Regions from separate parts of the Homo sapiens genome. Here region 2 is linked to region 1. A link is a loop called in an ENCODE intact Hi-C map of the cell type or tissue named here. Cell type or tissue: PC-3. All regions are shown on one strand. Each heading gives the region's core, and the rest is flanking DNA. Links, peaks and the distances in the headings are about the cores only.

Region 1 (2,899 bases), core at 110-2,609:
CCCCGACTTTATCCCCAGCGCCCTCCTCTTCCTCGCATAACTCATGCCCCCAGCTGGGTCCTCCTGGGTCTCCCTAGGGGTGACTCGGGCCAGGGGCTACCTGTTTCCCCGGGCTCACCACAGTGGGCTAAGCCTACAGCAGAGGAGATAGGGAGCCCGCCAGCCAGGTGGGCAGCCGGCCACCCCCTCGGAGTAGCTGCACGGGTTGGGGTCAAGTTCTCGCATTCTCTGGAAGAAGCTGGCTGTTCTGTTCCCACGGCGGCCTCCCTGTTTCTGGGAGCAGACGGAAGGCCCCAGCGCGCACTCCTCCCTTCCGCCCAGGTGAGACTTGCTGTTGTTCCGTGGGCTGAAACAGGCCATGCGCCTGGCTGTCGGGTGCTCCGGGCGGCACCAGCAAATGACCACAAACCGGGGGCCGAAAGCCACAGGAAAGCTGTCTCCCACAGTCCCGGAGGCCGGAGTCTGAGGTGCAGGCGTGGCGGTGCCACAAGGCCGCTCAGGCTCCGGGGAAGATGCTTTTGGCCCTTCCAGCTGCAGGTGGCTCTGGGCGTTCCTTGGCTTGCGGCTGCATCGCCCATGCCCTGCCTCCGTCTCCACGGGGCTTCTCCTGGGCGTTTCTCCCTTTGCGTCTCTTCTAAGGACATTGGTCTTTGGATTTAGGGCCCACCTGATAATCCAGGCTGATCTCGTGAGGTCCTCAATCTAATCACATCTGCAAAGACCCTTTTTCTTTTTCTGTTTTTGGAGACAGATTCTCGCTCTGTCACCCAGGCTAGAGTGCAGTGGTGTGATATCGGCTCACTGCAACCTCCGCCTCCCGGGTTCAAGCGGTTCTCCTGTCTCAGCCTCCTGAGTAGCTGGGATTACAGGCGCCCACCACCACACCCAGCTGATTTTGTATTTTTAGTAGAGATGAGATTTCACCATGTTGGCCAGGCTGGTCTCGAACTCCTGACCCCAGGTGATCTGCCCGCCTCGGCCTCCCAAAATGCTGGGATTATAGGGGTGAGCCACTGCACCTGGCCCCGAGTCTTGGTGGTTCACGGCAGCAGGGTTCTGTCTGGTTCATGCTCCGTTTGTGGCTGCGTGGCTGGTGCCCTCCACTACATCCGCTCACTCCAGGGCCTAGGCTGTGGGAGCAGCTATTGCCTCCGTGGTCACGGTGTGGGGACGGGAGACCGAGGGTCTTGTCCATGTCCCAGTCCCCTGAGAGGTTCTGGCTCTGCTCAGACACCGAGTCCCTGGGGCTGCTGTACCACCACCAGGCAGGAGAGGGTGCCAGAGACGTGTGGAGGATTTAAAAACGGAAGGATCTTAGGTGCAGACAGGTGTCTGATGGGAGTCAACAGCGTGTCTCAACTCGCTATTATAAAAAGAGCAAGCCCAGACTAGAAGGAAGCCGTCTTAACCTGTTTAGGAACATCTGCCCAGAAACTACAGCACACATCGAACCCCTCCGCTTGCTGGGACTTGAGAATCACTCCCACAGAAGCCAGCGGACATGGGAGATGTTGGCGATGGCTGTGCCTTCCCTCTATGGGGGTGCTGGAGGCTTCACCAAGTCCGTGAGACAAGAGCAAGAAGAAATGAAGACCAGCATTGGGAAACAAAACTGTCCTGATTTGTTTCATTTTAATTTATTTTTTGTAGAGACAGGGTTTTGCTATGTTGCCCAGACTGGCCTTGAACTCCTGGGCTCAAGTGATCTGCCTGCCTTGACCTCCCAAAGTGCTGGGATTACAGGTGTAAGCCATTGTACCTGGCCTTTATTTCATATAATGTGATTATCAAGATGTAAAAGCCAACTGGCTGGGCACGGTGGCTCACGCCTGTATTCCCAGCATTTTGGGAGGCTGAGGCAGGCAGATCACCTGTGGTTGGGAGTTCAAGACCAGCCAGGCCAACATGGTGAAACCCCATCTCTACTAAAAATACTAAAATTACCCGGGAGGTGGTGGTGGTGGGCACCTGTAATCCCAGGTACTCGGGAGGCTGAGGCAGGAGAATGGCTTGAACCTGGGAGGCGGAGGTTACAGTGAGCCGAGATCACACCATTGCATTCCAGCCTGGGTGACAGAGCAAGACTCTGTCTCAAAAACAAACAAAAACAAACAAACAAACAAAGAAAGAAACATGAAGATGTAAAAACCAAGAGAATTTTTGACTCTATTATTTGAACTAATGAGAGGGTTCAGTAATGTTGGAGACAAGGTTGATGAGGGAAAAAACAATAGCGTATGTTTACACCAGTAGAAACCAAGCTGAAATATAATAGAAAAATACTTCATTAACAGCAGCCTCAAAACCTACGAAGATACCTATGTAGAAAACGTCAGATGGAAGGTGTCCAGGCCACTATAACATTGCAAAGGGCATAAAAGAAGACTTGACTGATGGAGACGTATGCCACGTTCATGAATGAAAAGTGTAAGTTTTGAAAAATGAGATTAATTTTAAAAAGTGAAAAACGAGGTCGATTCTCCGCAAACAGCCTTTCTCAATCCCAGCTGAGTTTTTCGTGGGATTTGGCCGGCTGGTCCAAAGGTCCACGTGGAAGGCCAGAGAGCCAAGCAGAGCTAAGTGAGTTTCAGAGAAGAATCATGTGGGACGCCTGCCTCTAAGACAGCGTGGCATTGGTGCCGGGATAGGCAAGTGGATGCCTGGAACAGCCCATGTGCTTACGATGATGCTTTGAGGTGGGTGGGTGCTCCACATCTACAAGGAAGGAGGGTTGTTCTCTGAGGGTGCTGGGCCGGGCTGTTCCCTGAGTGTGCTGGGCTGGGCTGTCCCCTGAGTGTGCTGGGCTGGGCTGTCCCCTGAGTGTGCTGGGCTGTCCCCTGAGTGTGCTGGGCCGGGGCTTCTCTACATGGGGAAAATTAGGTGCCTGTGTCACGCTCTA
Region 2 (2,899 bases), core at 243-2,742, 110 kb after region 1:
CTCCAGAACGTTCTCACATTCCCAAGCTGAAACCCTGTCCCCATGCAACACCAGCTCACCATCCCCTCTGCCAGCCCCTGGCGCCCACCGTCCACACTCCGTCTCTGCGGGTTTCATGACTCCAGGGGCAGCACACGAGTGGCCCCTCCTGCCTTTGTCCTCTGTGTCCACCTGCCTCACTCTGCACAGTGTCCCCAGCTTCCCCCATGGAGCAGCCTGGGCCAGCCTCTCCTTTTCACGGCTGAACCGTATTCCACCGCACGGATCAGCCTCACGATGCTGACCCAGTCCTCCGCCCAGGGACACATGGGCAGCTTCTGCCCTTTGTCAGTGATGCTGCTGTGGACATGGGTGTGCAAATGTCCCTCAGGACCCGCCTTCAGTTCTTCTGGGGACAGACCCAGAGTGGAGTTGCTGGTCACCCCCACCAGCAGGGCACAGGGCTCCGGGTCCCCACGTCTCTGCCAACACTTCCTACTTCCTGTGTTTCTTGATCCCCGCCATCCTATTGAGCGTGAGACAGGTCAGAAGCTTTGAAGATGGGCTTTCGTCTTGTCCCAGAAATCCCACCTCTAAGAATTTAACTTCAGAAAGACAAACGCGGGGGAGCTGGTGCAGGGCCCGTGACGGGGACTGTGACGTAAATAAAACAACAGACCTGGACACCACCCTAGGGTCCCCATGGGGCCGGACGAGGCCACACCACCCGACCTGGTGCTTCCTGCCTGGCGTCTGCGCCACGGAGCATTCAGGACGCTGGTGACCAGGGAGCCAGGAGGTGGGAGCATCTGAGGTGCAGGTCACACGGGCAGGAGGTGTTTGCAAGAGGTATTGCAGCGCGGACGGAGTGTCCTGCAGATGACGCTGTCTGTCCTGTAGATGACGCTCGTCAAGGAGGTTTACCACATAGCCCCCAGGAAGCCCACCCGACACCAGCCGGAGGTGCTAGGCTTCTGCGGCTCCCACCTGGGGCAGGCGGAGGACCCCGGGCAGGTCCAGGACCCCCCGGAGCAGCTGCTTCCTCAACCCTGCCAGGGTTAATGAGGAGGCCCCAGAGTGAGGTGGAGGCCAAATGGGACTCAGGGCCGGAGCCTCTGGCCTGGCTGGATCAGGGCTGGCATTGGACAAGCGCAGCTGACTCCCGATGTGCATGGCCAGGAGACACTCTGGGCCTCAGTTTCCCCTTGAATGTGAACCTTGAAACAGATCAGCCCAGAGACCTCCCACGGTCTTCAAGGGGCTCTGGTCAGCTGGGCTGGGGTCTCTGGAAATAGAGCCTCCTCCAGGGACCCCCACAAGCCACCCAGACTGAGCATCCTGGCCATGTGCATGCCTGAGCTCAGCAGGAGCCTCCCGGCCTCCCCGTGGGCTAAGCAGTGGTGGGAGGGGAGCTCCAGCCTCGTGGGCCCTCCCCGGGCCTCGGGGACCCATGGTCAGTGGCTGGGGGTGCTGCCCAGAGGCTGGGATTCCCTTCCAGCAGGAGCCGCAGTGGGGCTGAGTGTGAGGCAGGCTGGCTGACCACTGTTTCCATGGACCCTGCGTCCAAGGCCAGCCCTGCCTTCCAGCGGCTTTGCCATCTAGGACGGGTGCCAGGTGGGGTAGGCCCTTCTCTCCCTTCCGATTCTCAGAAGCTGCTGGGGGTGGGGGCGTCCTGGGCCTCAGGGCACAGAGCTGCAAATCCTTCCTGATCCAGGCCTCTCCCCTGCCACAGCCCCTCCCCGAGAGCAAACACACGTGGCTGGAGCGGGGAAGAGCATGGTGCCCTGCGTGGCCTGGCCTGGCTTGGGGCCAAGGCTCCCTGCTACATAAGCTGGGGCCCCCAGGGGAGCAAGCACCCGGCCCGGCTCCCTCCCTGCCCGTCCCCGTCCCCCCACCCGTGCCAGCCCCCAGGATGGGTGCCCCGAGCGCGTGCCGGACGCTGGTGTTGGCTCTGGCGGCCATGCTCGTGGTGCCGCAGGCAGGTAAGAGCCCCCCACTCCGCCCCCTCTCGATGCTGTCTTCACGGCGGGGGTCTCTGCAGGTCGCTTGCCTGGGAGCTTCTCCTGCAGAGTGCACGGGCAGATCCCCCTACGACTCCCTGAGTGTCCTGGATGGGACCCTACCCGTCCCCAACACAGGGCTCTGGGGCCCCACGGGCTCACAGTGTCAGGAAACTCAGGGGCTGGCTTGGATGGGGTGTCCAGGAGAAGGTGGGCCCCTGACCGCAGGGCAAGGCCCCTGGGAGACCACCGAAAGGGTCTTGGTCTTGGGGGTGGGACAGGAGTGGGCAATGGGGGAGGGGGTCACAGCTGGGGGTCTCTCTGGAGCCCCATGAGGCCCAGGCATCAGAGTGAGCAGGGGCAGGCTTAGCGTGGACCCCTGTCCAGGACCGGCTCTACCCTTCACGACCTCCCTGGGGATCACAGCTGGCAGGGCAGGTGAGGGTACCACCCTCAAGGGTTGCACAGCCAGCCGCAAGAGCCCCGGCCTCAACCCACGCTCGACTCCCACGGCCCATCTGTGGGCATCTCATGCCGCACGGGCTGCCTGGCTCTCAGCCGAGCGTTTTCCCTCGTCTGCTGTCTCTTGGCCAGAGCCGCAGCATTAATACTTACTGTCAATAGAGAAAGATGCAGCCCCAGGGGCCACCGGGAGACACCCAGCCGGGCTGGCCATGAGGCTGCTGCAGCCCCTCCCTGCCCCGCCCTCCACCCCCTCCCAAGCTTGGGGTCTGGGCTGGGCAGGTGAGGCTCCCTGGGGTCTCTCTCCATCTGTGGAAGGGAGGCTGGGTGGTCAGCAGGGCTGGAGGCAGGGGGCTTCCCCCAGTGGCTCCCAGCCTGGGCCCGGGGGGAGCTGCGTCTGGCTGCAAGGTTTGGGGGCTGGTTTGACCAGAATAGCCACCTCCTTGCATCTGATTCTT

What was found. Peaks named below come from ENCODE experiments on the same cell type or tissue, not always from the same donor. Only the 100,000 strongest peaks of a DNase experiment are listed, where the experiment ranks them.
Region 2: it touches region 1 in a loop (7-fold over the local background); 6 of 110 quality-filtered maps call a loop at or near these places.

The regions. Positions count from the first base shown.
Region 1 is chr11:1,113,639-1,116,537 of GRCh38, forward strand. No RefSeq gene overlaps it. Among named protein-coding and RNA genes, the nearest start is that of MUC2, 40 kb to the left of the region's middle. RefSeq lists enhancers at 1-338, 339-868. In PC-3, for the core only: a CTCF peak has its summit at 1,288 (motif pointing right); a DNase peak (open chromatin) is centred at 1,293; H3K27ac peaks cover 1,042 bases.
Region 2 is chr11:1,221,233-1,224,131 of GRCh38, forward strand. It overlaps MUC5B (mucin 5B, oligomeric mucus/gel-forming), which reads left to right and starts at 1,834. Exons shown (of 49, transcript NM_002458.3): 1 at 1,834-1,961. The coding sequence starts at 1,892. RefSeq lists enhancers at 1,675-2,372, 2,373-2,899. In PC-3, for the core only: no CTCF peak of the experiment used is centred there; no DNase peak of the experiment used is centred there; H3K4me3 peaks cover 654 bases; H3K27ac peaks cover 1,322 bases.